2 separate regions of the Homo sapiens genome follow, and region 1 is linked to region 2. Evidence: chromatin loops called from intact Hi-C (ENCODE). Cell type or tissue: PC-3. All regions are shown on one strand. Region 1 overlaps CACNG2 (calcium voltage-gated channel auxiliary subunit gamma 2). Region 2 overlaps CACNG2 (calcium voltage-gated channel auxiliary subunit gamma 2).

Region 1 (8,000 bases), 62 kb before region 2:
ATGCAGGGCAGGAGACTGGTTAGGAAAATTCCTCATGATCAAAATAACCAATCTCGAAATCTCAGTGGTGCAGATCCTTCTCTAAAAGCTAACAGGGCTTTACTGATGCAATAGAAACAACAGTAGTAAAATTAGTTGCAGCAGAAACATGCCCTTCTGACTCAGAGACCCAGTGTGTGGGTGGAGCTGTACCATGTATCTAATGAGGAAATTCCCCTGGGAAGGGCTGGATCCTTCCCTTTGACACAGCCAAAGGCTTCAGCACTGCTAGGTATTTGTGACAGATTACTAGGCAATATGAATGCATTGGGGGTGGAGTGGAAGAAACGGTCAAATCCCCAACCAGAGCACAGCAGCTAACACAGTTTCCAAACCCTCTCCAGCTGAATTCAACTAGCATTTATTGAGTGCTTACTATGTGCCACGGCCAGAGAATTATTGGGTGTGTTCAATTTCCAGGCATTTGATTTGGAAAAGATGCTTATACATGCCCCTCTCTCCCCAACCTCCTCCCCTCGAGCTGACAGCCTTGGCCTTGAGATCTTTATACCCTCCCAAGTCAGAATCAGCTTCCCCTCCGATTTTTGGAAGGAGTCCAGTCTACCCTCTTCTCTCTCTCAGCAGGGATCATATAAACAGCAATTCCAACCAGGCAGGGAGCGCTTGTCTTTCATTCCCTTCAGGAGCTCTCCCAGCTCTGGTCTTGTTAGAAGGATCTCACATTGGAAGTCTCCCTGGGAATAAACACATGTTTCTGATAATGCTAAAGATTAAGCCAATGAAATAAAAATTCATTTCTGAGACATGAACTGTAAATGACCAGGATTTTCCACAGAAATATTGGTACTTTGGCAGAGGCTCGGCAACCCTCAAGTTGACAGTAATTTGCTGCCGTGTGCCAGGCAAGTCCTGAAGTCATTCAATAGACAAGACATCATCAAATACCACATCTAAATTCTGTTCATATTATTAGAATGAAAAGGGTAATGCAATTCAATTGCCTAGAGAATCGTCGTACACACAGACCTAAACAGAGCTGGCCAGAGACAAAATTTCTTAGCAAGTGAAGTTTGTCTACAGGGCCCCTGGCTTGCCTTCCTCCACCCTTCCAACTGGACCTTTTCCTTGTACAGGAATCCGGTGTGAATTAAAGTCAATGCGTTGCCCCTCCCAAGGGTATTTGTGTTTTAAATGAACTCTCTAATTTGATAACAAGGGAATTAAAATTTCACATTTGTCAAATACCTACCATGGGCCAGGCACATTTTCACAAGCATTGTTCATCCTTACTGCCTACTGGGAACTTGTTCATTTGTGCAAGAAACATCTATTGGCTATCTACACTGAGCCAGGCACTGTGCTAGGTACTGGAGATCCAGCAGAGATCAAAAAGATAAAGACCTTCCCCTCGTGGGCTCTGCGGACTAATAGGAAGAAAGAGGCAATCAACAAACAAATGCATAAATGTTTATCAGGTGGTGACAAGTGCTCTGCAGAAAAATAAAGCAGGGCAAGGGGACAGAGAGTGACAGAAAGGGATGCTGTAGAAGATAGGGTGGTCTTGGAGGGCTTCTCAGAGGAGGCGGTCATTGAACAGAGCCCTGAAGAAAATCAGCCAAAAGGCATGTTGCTATGTTGAAGACAGGACATTGCGGTGGGGAGTACTCCAGGTCGAGGGAACAGCAAATGCGTAGGTCCTGCGAGTCCTTGGTGTGCCCCAAGAAGGAGACAGATGGGAGAGAACAGCGTGGATGAGGTGGGGAAATGGAGGAGGCAGGAGCAGGGAAGAAGAGGAGGACAGACACGGAAGGGCTTGTGGGCTGGGATGAGGACTCTGGAATCTAAACTGAGGGACATCAGGAGCCACTGGAAGGTCTAAGCAAAGGAGCGACCTTCATTGACTTGGGTTTTCAGAAGCTGGCTCTGGCTGCTGGGTGGACAGGCTGCACAGGAACAAGCGCGGAAACAAAGAGGCCCTTTGGGAGACAGCTGCAGTGACCTGGGAAGGAGTGAGTGAGGGAAGGTGATGCTGAAGGCTCGGGCCCTACCTTCTGCAGTGGGTCTTATGGTTCCCGTCCTGCAGGTGAGGAAACCGAGATGCAGAAAGGGTAGGCAGTCAGCCAAGGCCAGCTGGCTAGTAAGCAGCCAAGCGTGAGCCCTGCAGGCTGTCCAGCTGCAGAGGCCTGCCTCCTAGCCCCTGCCACAAGCTTCCTGTGACCATGCGGAGAGAGGCACTGCTCCTCCGTGAAGGAAACTTACTCCTCAGAGAGCAGGAAGAAGGATTTTTGGAGGCTGAGGATTTTTCTGGGCCCTTGTAATCTCCCTCCAGCCCTTGCTTTGAAAGGGTTCCATCAAGAGGAAATATAACAATCGTCAACACTTAACAGGCTTTTCTGTGGACACAGCAGGCTTCTGAGTCACTCCTGCTTGTCATTGCAGATTCCTCACAACCGCCCCTGTGAAGGAGCCGCGATCTTCATTCCCATTCTACACATGAGAAAACTGAGGCACAACTATATTAACTGGCCGGGATGATAGGGCTGGGATATGAACCCTGGAAGTCTGGGTCCCAGAGTCCCTACTCTTGGACATGGTACCATTTCTTCCTTGAAGAGCTGCTCACTTTTGATGTGGTGCTGAATTTCGGACTTGGAGACTGAGGCTCATGCTGCTGATACACACTGAAACTGACTCCCATTGACAGGAACTCGGGAGACACTGGAGAGTGTCCCTGTGGGGGCTAAATGGCCCCTCCTCAAAAAGTGTTGATGGGGGCTTCCTGCCCAGGGTAGAAGACAGATGACAGGGCCTCAGGGTTCCCATCTGTCTCTAGGGAGCCAGTACCTCTCTCACTGTGTATCACTGGCTCATCCATCCTTGGGCACAAGCCTTCCAGATGTGGGGAGAGAAGGGTTGAGCAGTCATTAATGAAACCACAGCTGCCAACTCCCAATTTCATTTGATGGATGACTGAGATGTTCCCAACCCTTCATCCTTCCCAGTTTTGAGGGGAAAGGGGTAACCAGAGGAACAGGCTTACATGGAGAGGACAAGGATACAAACAGAGATGACACAGGGAGGAGGAGTGGACAGAGGAGGTTGGGTTCCCAAAAGACAAACTGTACCATTCTGGGAAGAAGAGAGGGTGCTGTGTGCCCCTGAAGGGAGAGAGAGAAATGGAGGACACAAATTCACAAAATACTACAATCCCAGACCCACATAAGTCCCTCTTTGCTCTCACACTTCCCTCTACCCAAAACGCTTTCCCCTCCTGTCCAGATGCCTCTGTGGCACTCAGTTATAAGACCTTCCCTAATACCTACCACTTCTTAGGAAGAACTGACCTAACTTCCCTTTATGCCCCTTTTGAGTAATCATCATAAACAACAACAAGATCTCTTTATTGAACTTAGTTTTTACGTACTTTTTATTTCAATTTCATATCAAAACAGCCCCACAAGATGGGTGTTGTTGGCTCCACTTGATAGAGGAGACATCTAGAGCTCAGAGAAGTGAAGTGAAGTGACTTTCCCGAGGTCACACAGACGAGTAACTGGAGGATCCACGATCCAACCTGGAACACCTGCCTCAGAAGCTCAGGCCTTGGCCCTTACATATCTACCCCTCCGCCGGCTGAGTTAGGGAATGGCTGGCACATTTTCTCAGTCACTTTTGCATCTTCAGCACCCAGTTGGTGCTTAGTAAATATTGATGGGAATGACTCATGAATGAATAAATGGATGAAAACTGAGTTATAATGAACAGGAGTCTATAAATATGCTCACATGCACTTACATTTGCAGAGACAATGCTAACAGTTCTTGAGAACCATTTTTTTATTCAATATAAAAAGTGCTTATTGGAAATGTACTGTGTGTGAAACGCTGGGGATATCGTGGGAAGCAGAACTGTCCTGGTCCTTAACCTTCAAGAGCGCATAAAATAGAGGAGGAGAAAAACTAAAAACAGTCAACAATATCACAAATGGAAATGTATTTGCAAATTATTAAAAAGTGAAGTAAAGAGTGCAGGGTACTAAAGAGAGGAGTGTGGTTAGACAGAGGGGGCCAAGAACTCTCTCCAAGTGAGAAATACTTAAGGTTGAATGGAAGTCATCCAGAGAAAAACTGGGGGAGAGTGTTCCAGGCAGAAGGAATGGCATATGCAAAGGCACCAGTGCAAGACTAAGAGCTTAGAGCCTTCCAGAAAGTACCAGAAGCTCAGCATGGACAAAGCAAAGAGCAGGGGCAATGGAAGCAGACAGAGGTAGAGACACAGGCAGAACTAGAAGATGCAGTCCCTCGTGCCCTCAATAAGTGTCCTGGATTCCAGCCAAAGGGCCATGGGAAGCCTCTGAAGGGTGTGAAGCAGGGAAGGGACCTGCGTCAATCTGCTCCTGTTCTGTGGGCAATGCGAGCAGAGAAGGAAGCAAGAAACAGGCAGAAAGACTGGCCAGTGCAATCATCCCAATGGGAGTCGCCTGGGCCATAGGCAGTGATGAGAAATGGGTGGGTGCGAGATCCCTTTGGAAGCAGGAAATGGACCACCAATGATATTGACATAACTCAGACAGGTCCACACATGAACCCACAGAGGAGTAAAGGCAGTATGGACTTCAGAAACAGACAAGATTCTTTTTTTTTTTTTGAGATGGATTCTCACTCTGTTGCCCAGGCTGGAGTACAGTGGCACGATCTTGGCTCACTGCAACCTCCACCTCCCAGCTTCAAGCCATTCTCCTGCCTCAGCCTCCTGAGTAGCTGGGACTACAGGTGTCTGCCACCATGCCCCACTAATTTTTATATTTTTAGTAGAGACAGAGTTTCACCATGTTGGCCAGGGGCTGGTCTCCAACCCCTGATCTCAAGTGATCTGCCTGCCTTGGCATCCCAAAGTCCTGGGATTACAGGCGTGAGCCACCGCACCTGGCCAGGAAACAGACAAGATTCTAATCCGTCACCTATCTTCCATGGCTGTGTGGTTTTAGGCAGCTCACCGACCTCTTGAAGCCTTGGTTTCTTCAACTGGAAAATAAGAGAATCAGCCTCCCCAGGACGATTGTCATTGAATGAGATGATGCATATGACAGTGTGGAGTGCGGTGAGCCTCTCCAAACAACCCAACCTCCCTTTGCCGTCTCCAGATACCGAGAGCCCGACTTCCAAGCTGCCCCCCTGATCACTGGGCTCTACTGCCTACGTAAACATTTTTAAAGAAAATGAATCCCCATATACTCCATGCCAAAGAGAAAATGCAGGCTGGCCTTGCTAGGAAGGCTTGCAACAGCCTGCCAACCTTGTTCCACTAATACTCGTCAGTGGCCACAGTCTCTCATCACTTGAACAGTAACTCAATTACCAGTCCCTGGGCACCTTCAGGCACAAAGCCTCTCCCATGGGTCCCCATTGTTTTTCTGAGAAGCCCAGGACACAAGTCAATTTCTTGGCCCTAATGAGAGCTTTTCACCACCTGACAGTAGCTATTGAGCATGTGCTAAGTAAATGCAGTCTTAAGGCCACCCAGGCCACTTCCCAAGACAAAGGCCCTAGCCAGCCAGGAGGTGCAACATGGGCTCTGGCACCAGAGCCTCACACAGCAGATGTTGCTGCCTTCAAGGCTGGCCCAATTATGATGTTAACGCCCTGGACGTTAATCCCTGGGTCCTTGCCAGCCAGAACCTGCTCTGCTCTCTGGTTTAATAACACAAGTCCTCTGGAGGGATCAAGTATGGATCTTGGGAATGCCACACTTTTAACTGGTCAGATTCAAAGCCCAGCTTCTTCTCTGCATTACAAGCAAGGCCTGAGATTTCCAAGTATTTTAGCCACGTGAATGCCTGCCTACACCGCCACAGGGCAGTCGGTAAGGATTGTGATTGCAACTGAGATTCAGAAAATTAAATGTCTTTCTCAAGGAAATAGAAGACATTCATGGGAACTCCTTGAATACAGATTTGCTTTCCTGACACTCAGATTTCTGAGACTTGTTAAATAAACGAGAAGTTCCACGGGGGTACGGTAAATAGCACAGTGTCTGGCACAGAGTAAACATTTTTGGCATGCATGGCTAGTCCTGATTCAAATTCAATATCAGATCTATGATGTACAGTTCAATGGCTCAGTTGTTTAAAGGTAAAATATCCACTCTGCATTATCAGGGACAATTTCTTAACATCTGTTGCCTCACCATCTAGAACACTCCTGAGCCATCTTTCCCCCTGTCCAGGTTGTGTGTATGCCACAGAAGCTGGTCCCGGGGGAACCTGATCTAGGCGCAACATCAAGGAGGGCTTCCTTGAGGTGGTTGAGTCTATGAGAAACGGATGGCATGTAGGTGTGAAGCTGGCACTGGCGCATTTGGGGGTTGGGGAAGGAACGGGCTTGTAAAGTGCATTCTGAGCAGAGGGAACAGCTTATGCAACATCCCGGGGCTGGATTATGGAGAAGGAGGTGGAAAGGGATAGAATGGGATGAAGATGGAGAGAGAGGCAAGGCTCAGACAATCAGGTACTCAGTGGGCCATGTTAAGAATGTTGGTTTTTATTCTAAAAGCTGTGGGAAGTCATTGAAGAGTTTTGAGGGTGAGAAACGGCAGGAGTGAAATGATCAGATTTGATCTCGAACTGCCTGGAGAAAAGCCTCAGAGGTATGCAGAAAAAGCCCAGTTGCGAAGCTATACCACAGAACGAGATGCAAGGAGTTAGTGGCTTAGGCCAGGAAGGCAGCAGCAGAGACAAAGAGAAGAGGATGGATTTCAAAATTTTTTAGGACCTAACGGATTGGATGTGAGGATGAGTGAAAGGGAAATATCCAGGATGACTCCCAGAATCCTGACTCTCACAACTGGACGTGGTGAGCAAGAGATGCTGGGAAAAGACCACATTGGAGGGATGGGAGGTGAGCGACATGGAGAAGGGAGTGGATCATGAGCTTGGGTTGAGGTGCCTTGGAGACAGCCAAGTGGCAACAACATGTAGGGAGTTGGAGATACGGGAAACTCCCTGTAGGGAGTTTCAAGATACCAGGGCCAGAGTTACAAATGTGGGAGTCACTGATATGAGGGTGGTAACTGAAGCTACAGTTTCCTGGGATTTCTTCGGGACAGATGACATCAAAGGGATGTACCACAATTTACTTAAGCCTTCTCCCACTATTAGATGTTTGGGTTGTTTCTGTCTTTTGACATGGTAAGTGGCCCAGTAACAAGCATCTTTGTCCTCGTTTGTAGCTTTTTTCCATATTCTAGGTTAACTCTCTAAGTAGCTGACATTACTAACATGGTTAGCAATGAATACCTGCTAAGAGAATAAATATATATGTTCATTCTCCCCAGAATAAAATAGAAATTCTTTTTTGATTGACCATTTTTCTTTTTTTTTTTTTTTTGAGACGGGGTCTCGCTCTGTTGCCCAGGCTGGAGTGCAGTGGCGCAATCTCAGCTCACTGCAAGCTCCGCCTCCCGGGTTCACACCATTCTCCTGCCTCAGCCTCCCAAATAGCTGGGACTACAGGCACTTGCCACCACACCTGGCTAATTTTTTTGTATTTTTAGTAGAGACAGGGTTTCACCATGTTAGCCAGGATGGTCTTGATCTCCTGACCTCGTGATCCACCCACCTCGGCCTCCCAAAGTGCTGGGATTACAGGCGTGAGCCACTGCGCCTGGCCTTGATTGACCATTTTTCATCATGGCCTGTGTAACTTCTTTCTTCCAATATCTGGGTGATTTATTAAGTCTTCCCTAACCAGGCCAACCAAAGGGACCTTCTTCCTCTGAATTCTCATGGTTAATCCCAGAGACATTCACTCCAATCTTATCCTTCAGAAGCCTGATATTTTAGGACATATACACACATGAAAGATAATGGTCTTCCCCACTATATAAACTTGAGATCTGGGACTATGTTTTATACTTCTTGAGTCCTCCTCAGAGCCTAGCAAAACCTGGCACAAGATCTATGTGTAATGATTATTGCAGATAACTAACTAAGCAAGAGGATA
Region 2 (8,000 bases):
TGGGGGAAGCCAACAGCAGGAGTGGAACCAAGGAGGGAGGCAGAAGGCGGCCAAGGCAGGGAGGACCCATACGATGGCCGTCTGGGGGGTGAATTTACAGAACTTGGACACCAGTGGGAGGCAGGCTTTGGCACACTCGGGGCTTCAAATCCAGCTCTGCCACTTCCCGGTGAACCTCCCTGGGCCTCGGTTTCCTTGCAATGGGGATGATGCTCATTGTCATCTTCCTAGCATTGCCATGAGGATTAAGGGAGTTAGAGTCGGACAGCAATTCGCACCTGCCCCGAACCCAGTGAGCATTCAGCAGGCATTCGCCACAATCCGTGTTCACTGTCGCATCCCATTGCAGAGCGATTGCCACGATCCATGCTCACTGTTGTGTCCCATTGCATAGCGATGAGCGCAAAGAACAAAGAGGAAACAGGGAGGAGAGATGGGCGCCCGGGGAGGGCTTCAGTTTGCAACAGGGTGGTCAGAAAGTCCTTGTGGCAAAGGTGACATTGAAGCAGAGACCTAAAGGAGGTGAGGGAGTGCTTGGGAGGTGCATATATCCTGGAAGAGCATTCAGGCAGAGGGAACCGCCAGTGCAAAGCATCTGAAGCTGGCAGGTTCATAACAGCCAGGACGCCCTGTGATAAGCAGACGAGGGGAAGGCAGGTGGCAGAAGGGGTGGGGACCAGGACTTGGGAGCCTCTGCTTTCCTCTGAGATGAGACCACCACGGGTGGGTTCTGAGCAGGGGACAGGCATGGTCTGATGTCCAGGCTACCAGTATCACTCCAGCTTCTGCAGGAGAGGGAGACCACTTAGGAGACCACAGCTATCTCCAGGCTCAAAAGGCAGGTGCTCGGGCCCGGTAGTGGAGAGGTGGCTGAGAAGGGGTTTGATCCTATATGTATTTGACAAGACAGCCGGCAGCTTTTTTTTTTTTTTTTTTTTTTTTTTGAGACAGAGTTTCACTTTTGTTGCCCAGGCTGGAGTGCAGTGGTATGATCTCAGCTCACTGCAACCTCCACCTCCTGGGTTCAAGTGATTCTCCTGCCTCATCCTCCCAAGTAGCTGGGATTACAAGTGTCTGCCACCACGCCCAGCTAATTTTTTGTATTTAGTAGAGACGGGTTTTTACCATGTTGGTCAGGCTGGTCTCAAACTCCTGACCTCAGGTGATCCACCCACCTCGGCTTCCCAAAGTGCTGGGATTACAGGTGTGAGCTATCATGCCCAGTCGAGCTGGCAGCTTTTACTGACAGCCTGGATGGGAGAAGTAAGAGAGAGGTCTTGTGGATGGCGAGGAGTTCTGGCTGGCAGATGGGGCAAACATTACTGCCCTTCTCTGAGGCTGGGAATGTAGGACGAGGCTGCTGTGCGGGGAGGTGACCACTCTATTGCCGGTCTGTTTCATCTTGGTTTCTGTTACGGAATCTTCTCCCCACGGACTGTGAACAGCTTGAGGACACCACAAGGAGTGGCTGCAAATAGAGTGTCCTCCTCCCACCCATCCACCCCCTCCAGCACAGGGCCTTTCCCAGGATCAGACCCAGGAGAGGTTTGCTAAGTGAATAAACAAGGTACCGCCCGCCCTAGGGCAGCTGGCATGTTCACCCTCTTCCCAGAATGAGGTCAGAGGAGGATATTGGGTGTCAACCTGGGCCAGAGCCACCCTTCCTGGCCTCAGACAGTGTCCCTCCTTCCCATTGCCCCTCTCTCCCCACCTCCACCAGTCCCACCAGGGAACATGAGCCAGGGAAGTGTGGGGAGACCAGGTGTCAAAACCCGAGGTTGTTACTTAGAATAAAAGGGCCTGAATTCAAGGGGTGCTCCACTCTGTGACCTTTGGCAAGTTACACAACTTCTCTGAGCCTCCCGTGAACAGTGCTTTTTTAGGTCTCCCCAGAGCCCCAGTGGAACAGCATGAGGGGCGTCCACCAGGCTTCACCCGCCTAGAGTTTTAGAAGTGTAATGATCCATCATTCCGGCTTTTTTTTTTTTTTTGAGATTGAGTCTCGCTCTGTCACCCAGGCTGGAGTGCAGTGGTGCCATCTCGGCTCACTGCAACCTCCGCCTCCTGGGTTCAAGCAATTCTTCTGTCTCAGTAGCTGGGATTACAGGTGCACGCCATCACACCCAGCTAATTTTTTGTATTTTTTTTTAGTAGAGACGGGGTTTCACCATGTTGGCCAGGTTGGTCTCAAACTCCTCACCTCAAGTGATCTGCCAGCCTTGGCCTCCCAAAGTGCTGGGATGACAGGTGTGAGCTACCGCACCCAGCCCATCATCCTAGCTTAGGATCACCCAGCCCCACCCTCCCATTTTACAGATGAGGGAAAAACGGAGGCCCAAGAGGGAAAATGACCTGCCCCAGCCCGGCACACTTTCTGGGACTGCACCCTGGGAGCATTATCCAGGTCCATTATCCTGCTACCTGTCCACTGCCCAGGGCTCTCAGCCCCTTCTAGAAAACATTGCCATGAGGGGGCTTCTGAGAGACATCCCCTCCAGAAGTCATCACAACCAGTGCGGCTAAAACTATTGTGACCCCACCCCATGGTTAGGAAACATCTAAGCTGCCACTTGTACTCACTCACATCTGCAGAACCAGAGCAAAATGTTCCCCAAAAGCCACCCAGCCTTCCTGAACGCACACTGGCCGGCAGTTTCTATTCTGTCCTAGTTCATTTCTTTTTTTTTTTTTTTTTTTTCCAAGACGGAGTCTCACTCTGTCGCCAGACTGGAGCGCGGTGGCATGATCTCGGCTCACTGCAACCTCCGCCTCCCCGGTTCAAGCGAGTCTCCTGCCTCAGCCTCCCAAGTAGGTGGGACTACGGGCCTGCGCCACCACGCCTGGCTCATTTTTGTATTTTTAGTAGAGACCGGGTTTCACCATGTTGGCCAGGATGGTCTCGATCTCTTGACCTCGTGATCCACCCGCCTCGGCCTCCCAAAGTGCTGGGATTACAGGTGTGAACCACCGCGCCCGGCCCCGGTTCATTTCTTTAAGGGCTGGTTGCTACCACTACACCGATTTCATGACCTAGTAATGAGTCACAACCCACACTTTAATAAATAGCAGCCTCAGTAACCCAAAGCCCGGTGAGAGACAGCAACAATTTGCTCCGCTGGAATGATGAGCACGATTTGCTGGTGCTCCTCGCATACCAGACATTATTCTCATTGCTTCAAGTGTGTGTACTCAGTTACTCCTCATAGCACCCTGTGAGCTAAGTGTGCTTGTGATCTCCATATGGCAGAGGGGGCAGCAGAGGCCCCCGGGGGACCAGGTCACAGCTAGGAAGATGGACTCCGGCAGCCTTTCTCCTGAGCCTGTGCGACTGGTCACCAATCTCTACTGACAGCAGGAAGCAGGGATGTATCCGGCATCCTGCACAGATGGTACTCCCCAAGTTAGCTCCCTGGGCTCTCAAAATGCTTTTCATGTGCTATTATATATAGCACACGTTCATTGAACACTTGACGATGTGCCAGGCCTGACACTTGAAACATTATCTTAATTCATCTTCACAACCACCCTATGAGGGTGAGATGATCAGTGTCCCCATCACACAGATGGGAAAGGCAAGGCACAGAGGCTACAGAGCCAGTGGGGGTCCAGGAGGAGACCCCAAGCGGGCTGCATCTGGAACCCATGCTCCAAACCATAGCGTTTGACTTCTCTTTCTATTTCTCACCCACCATCTTTGTTCTCCTCTTTCTTCTTTGAGGTCTTTCTGACTCTCTCTCTCTCACACACACACACACATACACACACACACACACACGCACACACAGAGGCATTTTGGAGTGTTTTTTTTTTTAATTTTTTATTTCCAGAGGTTGTTGGGGAACAGGTGGTGTTTGGTTACATGAGTTAGTTCTTCAGTGGTGATTTGTGAGATTGTGGTGCACCCATCATCCAAGCAGGACACAATGAACCCAATTTGTAGCCTTTTATACCTCATCCTCTCCCCACCCTTTCCCCCTGAATCCCCAGAGTCCATTCTATCATTCTTATGCCTTTGCATCCTCGTAGGTTAGCTCCCACTTATGAGTGAGAACATATAATGTTTGGTTTTCCATTCCTGAGTTACTTCACTTAGAATAATAGTCTCCGATCTCACCCAGGTTGCTGCAAATGCCATTAGTCATTCCTTTTTATTGCTGAGTAGTATTCCATCATATTTATACCACAGTCTTTATCCACTCATTGATGGATAGGTATTTGGGTTGGTTCCACAATTTTGCACTTGCAAATTGTACTGCTATAAACATGCATCACACAGGCATTTTTTGAAACGCATCCCTTCTCACGGCCATTGGCTACACCAGCCAGCACAGCGTGGAAGGAGAAGATGGGAAGAGATGCCCAAGAGACTAGAAAGCTCCTTGCAACCCAGCAGGTCTGTGCAGGTCTGTGACTGTAGACTGTATCCCCTAATGCGGATTGATCCTAATGATCCTAATTCATCCTAATGATGAGTCAAATCCCAGATGGGATAAGAGCATAACACTAGGCACAGAAAATGAGGAACCTGCCCGCTACATACCTGATTACGGTGACTATTTTGATTCAAGGTCATTACTCGCACAGGGAACAGGTAAGGCAGCAGCATGGCCTGGCTGTATGGGCCCTGGGGAGAGGTCTTGATGGGCACGGGACCATCATTGAGGGACAGGGCCTTAGAGATCGTCTACTCCAACCTCATCAGAGTGCAGATCTGAGGCCAGAGAAGGAATAGCACATGCTCAGGTCCCGTGGAGAGCTAGGCAAAGAGTGCACAGCAGGCCCAGGTCTCCTGACCTCCCCCCGTCGTCACATCCCCACCCCCACTGACCACCAGCCCACCCTCCTCCGCTGCCAGACACAGTGAGAAAACCTCGGGGCCCCGCGTGCCCTGTCTGGCCTGGCCTCTGGCTATGCCCACCATGAAGCACCATGTCACAGCGTGATGGCCAGAGAGGCTGGGGCCCACCGAGGCACAAGATCACAAGATGATTTGTCTAGGGAGTTTGGCCAAAAAGCAGATTTGCAAAGAACAGATAGCTCAGGCCACCCGTTCCAGAAGGCAAGATGTCGCTTGCCTCCTGGGCACTTAGGATACTCTTTATTTCTGTCACCCTCATAGAAAATAATAAATTGCTCATAGTTCACTGACATCCTGCATTTTCTAAAGCGTCCACATTCCTCTTCCTGCTTAATCCCTGTAACCCAGTAAGGTAGACGGAGTTAGGATTTTCATTTCCATTTTACAGAAAAGGAAATTGGGGCCAAGGAACACTATTATTTGCCCAAGGTCTTCTTGAGATGGTCACTAACCATTGGGGCTCCCCAAGCCTCAGGCCTAAGCCTCTCTTCATCCATAGGCAAGCTCTCTGTGTGTCTGTGAGATAGCTTCAACCCAGATGGCACCCCTGTGCTCCACATCTGCACACCCAACTGCCCCACCCACACTCTACATGCACATCCCCAAGGCATCTCAAACTCAGCATGTCCAAAACCAAACCTTTGATCTTCCTCCTCTAGTCTCTTTTTTTGTTTGTTTTGTTTTGTTTTGGTTTTGTTTTGTTTTGTTGAGACAGAGTTCCGCTCTTGTTGCCCAGGCTGGAGTGCAATGGCACAATTTTGGTGCACGGCAACCTCCACCTCCCAGGTTCAAGCAATTCTCCTGCCTCAGCTTCCCAAGTAGCTGGGTTTACAGGGATGCGCCACCACCCCTGGCTAATTTTGTATTTTTTTAGTAGAGATGGGGTTTCACCATGTTGGCCAGGCTGGTTTCGAACTCCTGACCTCAGGTGATCCACCGGCCTCAGCCTTCCAAAGTGCTGGGATTACAGGCGTGAGCCACCTCGCCCAGGCTCCTCCCCTACTCTCTACTCACTGCTAGGCTGGGTCCTCTCCCAGTCCCCCTAAGTGGTTTTTTCCACCCAGCTGGCAAGTCTGAAACCTAGAAGTTAACCTCAACGCCACCCTCTTCACTACCCATATCCATCCATCAAGCTTCAATTCACCTCCTAAACATCTCTCAGACACATCTGCCTCTGTCCATGCCCTTTGTACCTACCCTGGCCCAAGCACCGGCATCACTCCTCTCCGATCAGCTGCAGTAGCCTTCTCACTGCTTCCCTGGAGCCACCCTTGACCCCTTCGTAATCCGTTTGCTTCTTAAGATGCAAATCAGATCATGACAGCCCTGCCTGTTCTAAGCCCTTTAAAGTTTCCCATTGCTCTTGGGATAAAGCTAAGCTCTTTAGCTCAACTCATGAGGCCCCACGTGGCCCAGACCCGCCTGCCTCCTCTCCTTAGGTGCTCCCCACACTCCTCCACTGGCTCCTCCCTTCAGTGCTCCCCACACTCTTCCACTGGCTCCTCGTGATCCAGCCTTCTTCCAGGTCTCTGAAGGAGCCATGCCTCCTCCACCTTCGGCTCCTGCTGCTCTCTCTCCCACAGCCCTGCCTTCATTGTGCCTAATCAGCTGCTCCTTATTCGCCAGAGGTCAGCTCTACCACCACTTCCTCAGGGAGACCTGTCCTGATCCCCACATAAGCTCAGAGGATGCTTTGAAGGGCAGCAAAGTGTAGAGCCTGAAAAGAAGGGAATGCAGTGGTTAGACACACAGACCCTAGAGTCAGACTGCCTGGATTCACAAATCTTGAACAAATGGCTTAACCTCTCCTTGCTTCAGTTTGGTCTCTGTAGAGTGGGGATAATTAAAATACCTATATAGGCCATGTGTGGTGGCTCACGCCTGCACTCCCGGCACTTTGGGAGGCTGAGGCAGGCATATCATTTGAGGCCAGAAGTTCGAGACCAGGCTGGCCAACATGGTGAAACCCCGTCTCTACTAAAAATACAAAAATTAGCCAGGTGTGATGGCACATGGCCTGTAATCTAAGCTACTTGGGAGGCTGAGACACAAGAATCACTCAAACCCAGGAGGCAGAGGTTACAGTGAGCCGAGATCACGCCACTGCTCTCCAGCCTGGGTGACAGAGCAAGACTCTGTCTCAAAAAAATAATAATAATAATTAAAAAGTAAAAAACAAAAGCATTGGATTTGAATCCAGGTCTATCACATTTCAGAGGCCATACTATTATATGCTGCTTAAGATAATGCAATAAGTAGAACTAAAATAAATTTAAAAAATAAAAATAATATGAAGTACTTACTTCACAGAGTTGTAATGAGAACTAACGAGTTTGTGTATGTGCAGTGCTCAAAACAGTCCTCGGCATACTCTAAGCTCTCTATGGACATTAGTTGTCTACATGTGACATTAGCCTGTCACATACCCTCATGGTGCCATATAGGTACTTTTCTTTCATAGCACGTTATCCAGGCTGTGTGATTATCTGATGGCATACATGTCCTTCATGAGAGTATAAGCTCTAGAAAGACATGAACCAGGCCTGTTTTGGACCCCTCATGTCTCTCATGCCAAGCCCAGGTCTAGCACAGCGGTGGGCACTCAGTCCATATTTGCTCACTGGATTCACAGCTAGCCTAGAGCAAAGCATCTCCCTGCTCTGGACCACGTGGCCTTTTCCCCAGTATAGAGTATACTCTTGGCCACAGCTGGCCAAGTATGACTAGCAGGCCAAATCCAGCCCATCCAGCCCACCACCTGATTTTTTTTTTTTTTTTGAGATGGAGTCTCACTCACTCTGTCACCCACTGCCCAGGCTAGAGTGCAGTGGCTTGATCTCAGCTCACTGCAACTTCTGCCTCCTGGGTTCAAACGATTCTCCTGCCTCGGGCTCCCGAGTAGCTGGGACTACAGGCATGCGCCACCACGCCGGGCTAATTTTTGTATTTTTAGTAGAGATGGGGTTTCGCCATATTGGCCATGCTGGTCTCGAACTCCTGACCTCAAGTGATCCAGCCCCCTCGGCCTCCCAAAGTGATTTTGTAAATAAAGTTTTATTGGAAGACAACCACGTTCATTTGTTTACATATTGTTTATGGCTGTTTATGTGCTACAACTGCAAAGTTAAGAAATTGCAACTGA

The links. A loop is a pair of places that touch in the nucleus more often than their neighbours do. Peaks named below come from ENCODE experiments on the same cell type or tissue, not always from the same donor. Only the 100,000 strongest peaks of a DNase experiment are listed, where the experiment ranks them.
Region 1: a loop joins it to region 2, with 6 times the contacts of the local background. A loop is called at or near these places in 1 of 110 quality-filtered maps.

The regions. Positions count from the first base shown.
Region 1 is chr22:36,634,669-36,642,668 of GRCh38, reverse strand. All of the region lies in intron 1 of CACNG2 (calcium voltage-gated channel auxiliary subunit gamma 2), which reads left to right. Among named protein-coding and RNA genes, the nearest start is that of CACNG2, 65 kb to the left of the region's middle. In PC-3, no CTCF peak of the experiment used is centred here; no DNase peak of the experiment used is centred here; H3K27me3 peaks cover 2,573 bases.
Region 2 is chr22:36,572,349-36,580,348 of GRCh38, reverse strand. All of the region lies in intron 2 of CACNG2 (calcium voltage-gated channel auxiliary subunit gamma 2), which reads left to right. Among named protein-coding and RNA genes, the nearest start is that of EIF3D, 47 kb to the right of the region's middle. In PC-3, no CTCF peak of the experiment used is centred here; a DNase peak (open chromatin) is centred at 3,108; H3K27ac peaks cover 574 bases.